Linked DNA regions of Homo sapiens: region 1 is linked to region 2. The links are chromatin contacts, found by Hi-C in ENCODE. All regions are on one chromosome and are shown on one strand. Each heading gives the region's core, a stretch centred on a gene start or an enhancer-like site at or near the end of the contact. The rest is flanking DNA. Distances are from core to core; before and after follow the strand shown.

The links. Hi-C counts contacts between places; a loop is a spot of excess contacts on that map. Pooled maps may share reads with other maps.
Region 1: a loop to region 2 is called in a pooled map, with 4 times the contacts of the local background. The contact joins two enhancer-like sites. A Hi-C loop is called at or near these places in 4 of 168 maps with a recorded cell type or tissue (dorsolateral prefrontal cortex, endothelial cell of hepatic sinusoid, heart left ventricle and 1 more) and 3 of 50 pooled maps.

What each region holds. Positions count from the first base shown.
Region 1 is chr14:95,289,681-95,293,869 of GRCh38, reverse strand. All of the region lies in intron 1 of CLMN (calmin), which reads left to right. Among named protein-coding and RNA genes, the nearest start is that of CLMN, 28 kb to the left of the region's middle. Within about 2 kb of position 1,874, at least 22 of the 41 ENCODE cell types and tissues checked have a DNase peak (open chromatin) inside an H3K27ac peak, as active enhancers do.
Region 2 is chr14:95,246,942-95,251,174 of GRCh38, reverse strand. All of the region lies in intron 1 of CLMN (calmin), which reads left to right. Among named protein-coding and RNA genes, the nearest start is that of CLMN, 71 kb to the left of the region's middle. Within about 2 kb of position 1,796, at least 10 of the 41 ENCODE cell types and tissues checked have a DNase peak (open chromatin) inside an H3K27ac peak, as active enhancers do.

The sequences.
Region 1 (4,189 bases), core at 625-3,124, 43 kb before region 2:
ACGTAGAACAACACCAGACTTGGTTTCTAGAGACTGCAGGTTTGTGTGATGGTCCCGAGACCCTTGGGAAAGGAAGGAGCCTGGACCCCATTCTCAGCCTCACAGGACAGCTCAGCCAGGGGATGTGTTGTTGCCTCAGATTTATTTTTCCATTTCACAAGCCAGAGAGGGCTGCGGGGCGGGGGTGGGTGGGAGACAGGGGGCGCAGTACACCCACATGTCTCTGCCCTTCTTATCCAGTGCTGGGGTCTGTGCAGCTCGTTCCTGCCTGCTGGGAGCAGGTGCACAGAGCCCATTCTCCTGGTCTTGAATCCATAGAGAATGACAGTGAAGATCAGAGGCTGACAGACTGCCTAGGGAGGCCTCAAGATATGTATGGTTATTTGATTTGATTTAAAAACAAGTCAGAGAAAACTTGAAAATAGGGAGGAAGGGAGGAAGGAGGTATTGAGAGAAGGAAGGAAGGAAGGAGGGAGGGAAGGAAGGAGGGAGGGAAGGAAGGAGGGAGGGAGGAAAAGAAGGAGGGAGGGAGGGAAGGAAGGAAGGAGGGAGGGAGGGAAGGAGGGAGGGAAGGAAGGAGGGAGGGAGGAAAAGAAGGAGGGAGGGAGGGAAGGAGGGAGGGAAGGAAGGAGGGAGGGAGGAAAAGAAGGAAGGAGGGAGGGAAGGAAGGGGGGGAAAGAAGGAGGGAGGGAGGGAAGGAAGGAGAGAGGGAAGGAGGGAAGAAGGGAGGGAAGGAGGGAGGGAAGGAGGGAAGGGAGGGGAGGGCAGGGATTTTCCATCTCATTTACCCTGACATAGTTATTGTCATTTTAATTTTTTTATTTCTAACCATCTCCCAAATACATTCCTAGTGGTTCTCATGGCCATGGACGGCTATGTGCAAAATTGCATTCTGCTCTGTGTCACTTACCCACTTCTTTCTCCTGCTCCGTGGTTACCCCTGGATGATCATGTTTGTGGCCGGTTGGATGTGCTGGGGTGCAATTAGCCATGTCCCTGGAGGAGCAGACCCACACCGGGCACCCGTGCTCTCACAGGCCTGCGCTTTTGGAGCTTCATCTCGCCCTCCCTGAGCTGGTTCATGTTAATTTAATCAGGCTATGCTGATTTCTCTCCAGCTCCCAGCAAATCCTAGCTCGTGGGAAAGCTGGTGTTTTTAGTGGGGGCACAAGCATAATGGTCCCCACCCTCCCCTACCACCAGCCTGGGAATCTGCAGAGCAGGTGAAGTCAGAGGGTACCGTCGGTCCCCGTGAGTGTGCAGGGCAGAGCTTGCTTAGGCTTTTGACCTGAAGTTATTTAAATTCAAGGACATTTCTTAGAGGAAGGACAAAAATCAATAAGGGAGACAGTAAGGCTTTTACTTACACCTCCTGGAGGGCCATGGAGCCTGTGACCCAAGATGCAGGGGGTGGAGGTGGGGGTGGGGGTGGGGGTGGGGGACCCTTGGGGGGCAGATCTCATTACTGGTGTTTGTTTGTGTTGTTATTTTAAACCATCCTAGGGGAGCTTATGAAATCTCTGGAGACTTTTAAAAATAGCATAGTTTCTGGTTTTAAAAGTAGTACATGTCCACTGTATAAAATATGGAAAAATACAAAATGTTCCAAATGATGCCACCCAGAAATGACTACCATTTACCTTTTGATGCATTTTCTTTTTGGGCTTTTTCCCTGTGAATGTGTCGAGTTTTAACATAAATGGTGTAGAGGGTGTTAAGGACGTGTAGTTGTGTGGAGTGAGCCGCTGAATTCTCTCCATGCCTCAGTCCCCCTATCTGTGAAATAGGCCCAAAAGTCAGACCTTCCTCTCGGGCTTGCAGTGAGGCCAGATGAGGACGTGGGAACACGTCAACCCTTGGCACAGTGCCAGGAACACAGTCAGTTCTCAATAAATGCTTGTCATTGCCATTAGCAATTTCAGTCCACCATGTATATAATTTTGGATCCTATTTTTTTTCACTTTGTGTTCTGACCTCAGAATTTTCCCATGTTTTAAATGTTGGGTAACCAGCATTTTTGGGGCTGCATGCGCATTCTTTCTGTGGCTGACTTAACTGCTGTTGGCCATCCACGGCTTCTCCAGCTTTGCATGCTTTTTGGTACCTCCTGCTGAACCTCCTTGCACGTTCATTCTTGTCCCCATTTCTGGTGATCTTAGAGGACAGATACCTAGATGTGGAAATATTGGGTCACAGGCTATGGGAATTTATCTATGGGGCTCTGAATAACGTACGCTCAGCTCACTTTTAAGGAGGAGGACAGGGCTCCCCATTCCCCAGCGAGGTTTGCTGGGGCCAGTCTGACTCCGTCTCTCCTGGAGCTTTCACCTGGGCTTGGTGTTTATTTGCAGAAGTGATAATCCCCAGCCGCACCTGCAACCTGGAGCTCTGGGGATGAGAAACAGCTCCTGTGGCCAATGATATTTCCAGGAGGATGTGTGTCTGGGTTTTTTTGGCACAGGCAGCATGCGGTCCCAGGTATTAGCCAGCCCCGAGACGCAGGAGCTGCAGGGATGCGGCTCCATGTGGGCGGGATAAATCTGTTTACAGGCCATCGCCATGGCTAGGCTGCCTGGCTCCCATTTCACAGGCGCCTGCAACAGGTGGTTTCCTGGATGGCGAGCCAAGCCCCAGGCAGACAGGAAGGCTCACGCCCAGGCTCAGCTGGGTGGGTGAATGTTGTCATCAGTAACCAGGGACGCTGTCACAGCCCGGGTTCCACTCTGGCCAGCTAAAGCTTTTTCCAAGGTGGTTTCTTTTTAAATTGTTCTTGCCCTTTGGGAGAGGAAGAAATTAAGAATTTGACAGAAGAGCGTGGTCAGCTCGGAGCCCAGCAGGTGCCTAGAAGGATATTAATAATCATAGCAGCATCAGCAGCTGCGTTCCTGGCAAGCACGTGTTTGTGTCATCTCTGCTGCAAGCACAGGAGCTCCATGTCCTTGGTATTATTAGTTATTCTGCGTCGGTATCCCTAGGCTACCACCCTTCATAGAACCAGCATTCATTGAGCACCTACTGCATACCACAGCACTAGGGTGGGGATAGGAATACTGAGAAGCTGTTCTGACGCTCGGGAGCTGAAAGCACCATAAGGAGGTCCGTGGGTTTCCTAGGGCTGCTGTAACAAACTTACACAAAGTGAGCACTTACAAGCAATGCAGATGTGGCATCTCACAGTTCTGGAGGTCAGAAACCTGAGGCAGTCTCACTGGGCTAAATTCAAGGCACTGGTAATACTGCGTTCCTTCTGAAGGCCCCAGGAGAGAATCTGTTGCCTTGCCTGTTTTAGTTTCTAGAGGGCCCTCATATTTGTTGGCTTGTGGCCTGTTCCTCCATCTTCAAAGCCAGCAGCGTCTCAACTCTCTCTGACTCTGTTTCCATCAACTGTCTCTTCTCTTCTGTCTTCTGGATCACATCTCCCTCTGTCTTCCTCTTATAAAGACCCTTGTGATTACATTTAAGGCCCTCCCTGAGACTACGGGAAAACTTCTCCATCTCAAGATCCTTAACACATCTGCAAAGTCTGTTTTTGCCACATAAAGGCAACACACAGACTCCAGGGATTGGGATCTGGACATCTTTGGGGGAGCGTCAAAGTGTGACAGAGTCACAAAGCACCACCACCCAAGAAAGAAGAGTGGGCGGGGCGGACCCAGGGCATCATGGTAAGGGTTTAGCACTAGGACCCATTGCACCTGAGTGGCTTTGCACACTGTGAAGGGCTCTGCAGGTGTCAACGAGAAACAGCCTTGGATTGGAGGCAATTTGTCTTTCATGTGAGGATTAAGGAGCTTTTCTTTTTTAAAGGTTATATTATTTTGAAGATAGAATTCCCAAAAGACATCCCCCAAAGAATGGACACTTTGCCTTGAAATGTTATAGGCTTCAGCTATTGTGTTTGATTCTTGCATGTCTTTAAACCTGTCTTAGGTGGCGATTACACACAAGGAGGCCAACCCCCTGGTGGGGGAGGTGACAAGCTGGCCCCTGAGCAAAAGGACCATGGGAGACCTGGCACAGTAGGCTAAGGCAGCCAGTGGGGATTTTGGCCTGATGGGGTCATAATATGAATGGCCAGCTCCTAAGAGGATGGGGATTGGGCATAAAAGGGAACAGAGAGGACAACAGCCGAGAGGACTAGGCTGTGGAGAAAGTGGGCAGCCCAGGAATGGGGCTGGGGGATTGGGGT
Region 2 (4,233 bases), core at 547-3,046:
TTTGGCCCTGCGACACCCACCCCCCATTACACACACACATGAGATCATTGAGTGCAGACGCCAAATGCGTATTCCATACCACATGGGAAATAAAAAGTGCACTCAGGAAATCCAGAGGTTAGAGGAGGTGATGTTTGGCTCCAGGTGGTCCCTGGAGCAGATTTCCTGTACTGTCGTTAAGAACCAGCCCTCTCCTAATACCTTTGCAAGATCTCCTAGTCCTTGCCACCTTTTCTAGTGCTTGTCCTTTCCATTCTCCTCCCCTCCCAGCTCCCACATGCAAACATGTAGCTCATCATCTTGAGGCTTTGGGCCAGTCCCCCTATGTTTTTCAGAGGCCCCAAGCAATATACAGTATTCATGAGCCCTTGTTTATGCCTTAGTCCCCTGCATTCGTTCATTCTTTGTACCTGAAGTAAGAGACAGGCTTCCTGACTTAACGGGGTGACCTCCAATAGAGTTAATCTGCAGGGTTTTAGAACCTGGATGACATGCTCTGTAGCTCTTCAGGATGTGTAATTGTTTTGCATTTCTTGCTTTTGGCTCAGCCGCCAATATTTATGAACACTGCATGGCTTTTTGTGAAGAAGTTACATGTGGGGCAACATAACAGAGGGAAGAACACATCCCAGAGAGCCTGTTGCCTGTTATTTGTCTGCCGAGCCATCTTATCTTGAATTATTTTTCTCTGGCTTCATGAGAGAATGGAGTTGGAAGAGTTTTGCAGATTGTAAAGTGCTATAGAATTGCAAGTACCCACAGGCATTTATGCATAAAATGCTTATTACTGAAGTATGTATAGCAGCAGGAAAAAAACATTGGAACTAGCTGAAATATCCAACAATTGGGATATGGTTGAGTAAGCATTCTGTTTACCGTCACACATGATGGGTTTGTAATAACACAAGGATGTCTATTTTATCGTTCACCTGCAAGTAACAAAAACTTGACTTACAATGGCTTCATCAAAGAGGATTTCTTGATCATATACAAATAAGCCCAGAGAGAGACAGCCTGGCCCAGTTCTGGGGCCCAGTAGGGCCATTCAGGAACCAGCTACCTCTGTTCACTGCTCAGTCATTCTTAGCAGTGGCGGTTGTGTAATCCAGCTTCGCACCTTTGTTTTGGGAAGGCAGATTAAAGGAATGGGAACGGGGGCACACACCAGCATTGTCTGCCCCCTTTTAAAAAGCATTCCTGGAACCCCTACTCCCTGAGTTCCACTCCCAGCTCCTTGGCCAAACTTTGTTACATGGCTACCTCTGAGTGCAAGAAGGCTGGGAAATGGTTGTTTTTAAACCAGGAAGATTGCTAACTTGAAATTGGGTTCTGAGTGGGCAGATCATGAAGTCAGGAGATCAAGACCACCCTGGCTAACACAGTGAAACCCCGTCTGTACTGAAAATACAAAAAAAATTAGCTGGGTGTGATGGTGCACGCCTGTAGTCCCAGCTACTTGGGAGGCTGAGGCAGGAGAATTGCTTGAATCCGGAAGGCGGAGGTTGCAGTGAGCTGAGATCGCACCACTGCACTCCAGCCTGGGCGACAGAGGGAGACTCCATCTCAAAAAAAAAAGAAAAAGAAAAGGAAAGAAATTGGGATTCTGTTTGTTAGAAAGAAGGGGAAAATGGATATTGGGGAGGCAACCAGCAGCATCTGTCTCGGTCCACCCCATTAGCTTCCCAAGATATTTGTACATACCCTTTTCCAATACACAGACATGACTCACCTTCTTCCCAAGGGAGAGGGCTACAAAGTTTCATTATGTTATTGCAGCTAGGGTGCAAAGTCCAGGATCGGGCAGGACTGTGCCAGTTTCCCACCAGGTTTGAATGTGTCTGGTTCCTTGTGCTAATCAACTAAAAGACAAGTTATCTGCTCAACATGCAGTGATGAAGAGGAAGCAAGATAAATAGCAGTGACAACGGCTACCATTCAGGAAAGGCGAGAAAAGATATTGGGCAGGCAGCCAGCTGTGTCCACTATGCAGCATACCTTACTGGTGCACACACAATGTGGTCAAAATAGTGTTAAGCCATCAAAAATGCAACAAACGTAGAAGGAAGAATGAAAGGAAATCATTTGTCATAGAATAATTTAATCCATGTGCCTTTTTTTCTGTTGTAATTTTCAATTTTGTTCTACTGTAGATACCCACTCATTTTGTACAAAGAAAATTTTCTTGTCAAATATAACATTTGTAAATATTTCCCCCGATTGGTGTTGAAGACAGAAGATCAGAAATGCTGCACTATGTACAGGGTACATAGTAATTTTTTGTAAATAAAACATAAAACTTTTATCAAATATATACTTATGGTAGAAAAAATATACAGGCAAGCTTATGATAAAAACGTTGTTTCCTATTCCAGTTCCCCCCACTGCAGGCTTGTTTATGCAGGGAAGCCCTTTTATGGCATTTAGACTTTGAAGACAGGATTCTTCCCTTGCAGAAGGGAAGAACTGACTAAAATATTTGAAATTGCAAATAACCACCAAAAGCACGCATCCATCTGCAGAGGGACCCTCCAAGGTGGCAGGCAGCATTGCAGGGGGTGGTGACCTAATTTGGAAGGACTTGGAATACTTCTGCTAATGATTTCCTTGTGGTTTACTGGGACATGCTATGAGTGACATCTGGTGTCCTGGTCAGGGACGAGGTCAACGGACAGTACTGTGTAATGGTTAGGGATGTGAGCTTTAGGGCCAGGCCTGGGGTTCAAACCTCGCTCTCATTTCTTCGATGGGTAACCTAACGTCTCTGTGCCTTGGTTAGCACAGCTGCAAGATGGGGATCAGAAATATTTGAGTCAAGGTCTCTATGTTGCTGTTTTTAACATTCATTGGTTTATTTAAAATTTCCCAATTCTTCTTGCCCTAATTTTGGCATTTTATATTTTCTTAAGAATTTTAGTTATGTTTTCAAACTTTCAGAATACAATGATTTTTTAAAATATTTTAAAAAATTGTCTGAATCAAAGCCCATACATTGCAACGAGCTGGTGTGTCTCTTAAGCCTCTCTTGACAAGTTTCTTTTCCCCTCTTTCCTCTTTTTTTTTTTTCATTTGCAGTTTGCTTATTGAAGAAATTAGTTGAGCTGCTTTTAATTGTAACCAACAGAAACCCATGAGAGCACCATTAAAAAGTTGGATTTACTTTAAGAGTAGCAGAGTTGCATAAACCCAAGGGTTAGGGTGTAGTGGGGCCTCAGGAACTGGCCAGAACAGGTCTCTCTTTTGCATGCTTTCTCTCTCTCTCCTTCTCTCTCTTTTTCTCTCTCTCCTCTTCTCTCATCTCTATGTCTCTCTCTTTCTTCCTTCCTCACTAGTCTTTGCTCTCCAGTCCACGTAGCAGCTAATGGCCTGCACACCATCCCTTTGATTCGAAGGACCAGTCAGTTGGAGTCCAGAATCATAGTCCCATTCTGAATTTCCAAGGAATGGATTCAGGTGCAACCCTGATCCATTGACCACATTGTTGGCTGCCAGGGTCCCAGTGCTCTTACCACGTGGATCAGTGGTAAGGGAGGAGACATCCTTATACAAAAGTGGGTCTGCAGACCCTTCTGGTGTGCACACCATAATGATAGTGCCTGTCTCCTGGGTTGGCTGGGTCAGAGTAAAGGATGAAGTGTGCACAGTGCAGAGCAAAGAGGAAGCCCAAAAGACATGGAGCTGTGCAGCAGAGATCCGACAACCAGCAGCCTCTCGACTCAGGGAGGTTCCTTCATGCCTGATGGCACCATGCGGCACAGCACCTCTTTTCTTCCCAGGGGCCAATCAGATGCAGCACCTTAATTGACCATTTAAATGCCAAGATGGCTGAGCCTTGGCCAAGCATGTGTACATCTGCTGCTCATTATGTAGCCAGGGAAGTTCCCTGGATACCTGAACCTAGGCATAGAAAATGCTGGCCTGGGTGAAATCCCTTCACAGTGGCTCAGTGCCAGAAAAGCACCATGTAGGGACTTCATTCCAGGTCAGAATTCCACCAATATAGCCATAGTGACCCATCCAATCAGGGATGGATGTTCAGAAGGCCCCTTGGGCTGGCACACTGCTGGGTCCCACACTGATTCCTGAGTACCTTCACCCAGGCTGTCATGGTTCTGGCCTGTGAATTCTGTCTGGTGATGTCACTGACATTAACAGCCTGATCAGTACTGTGAACAGCAACTCTGGGAGTCCAGGGGGCAGGTGCAAAGAGGGAGAAGACCTAGATTTTGTTCCTAG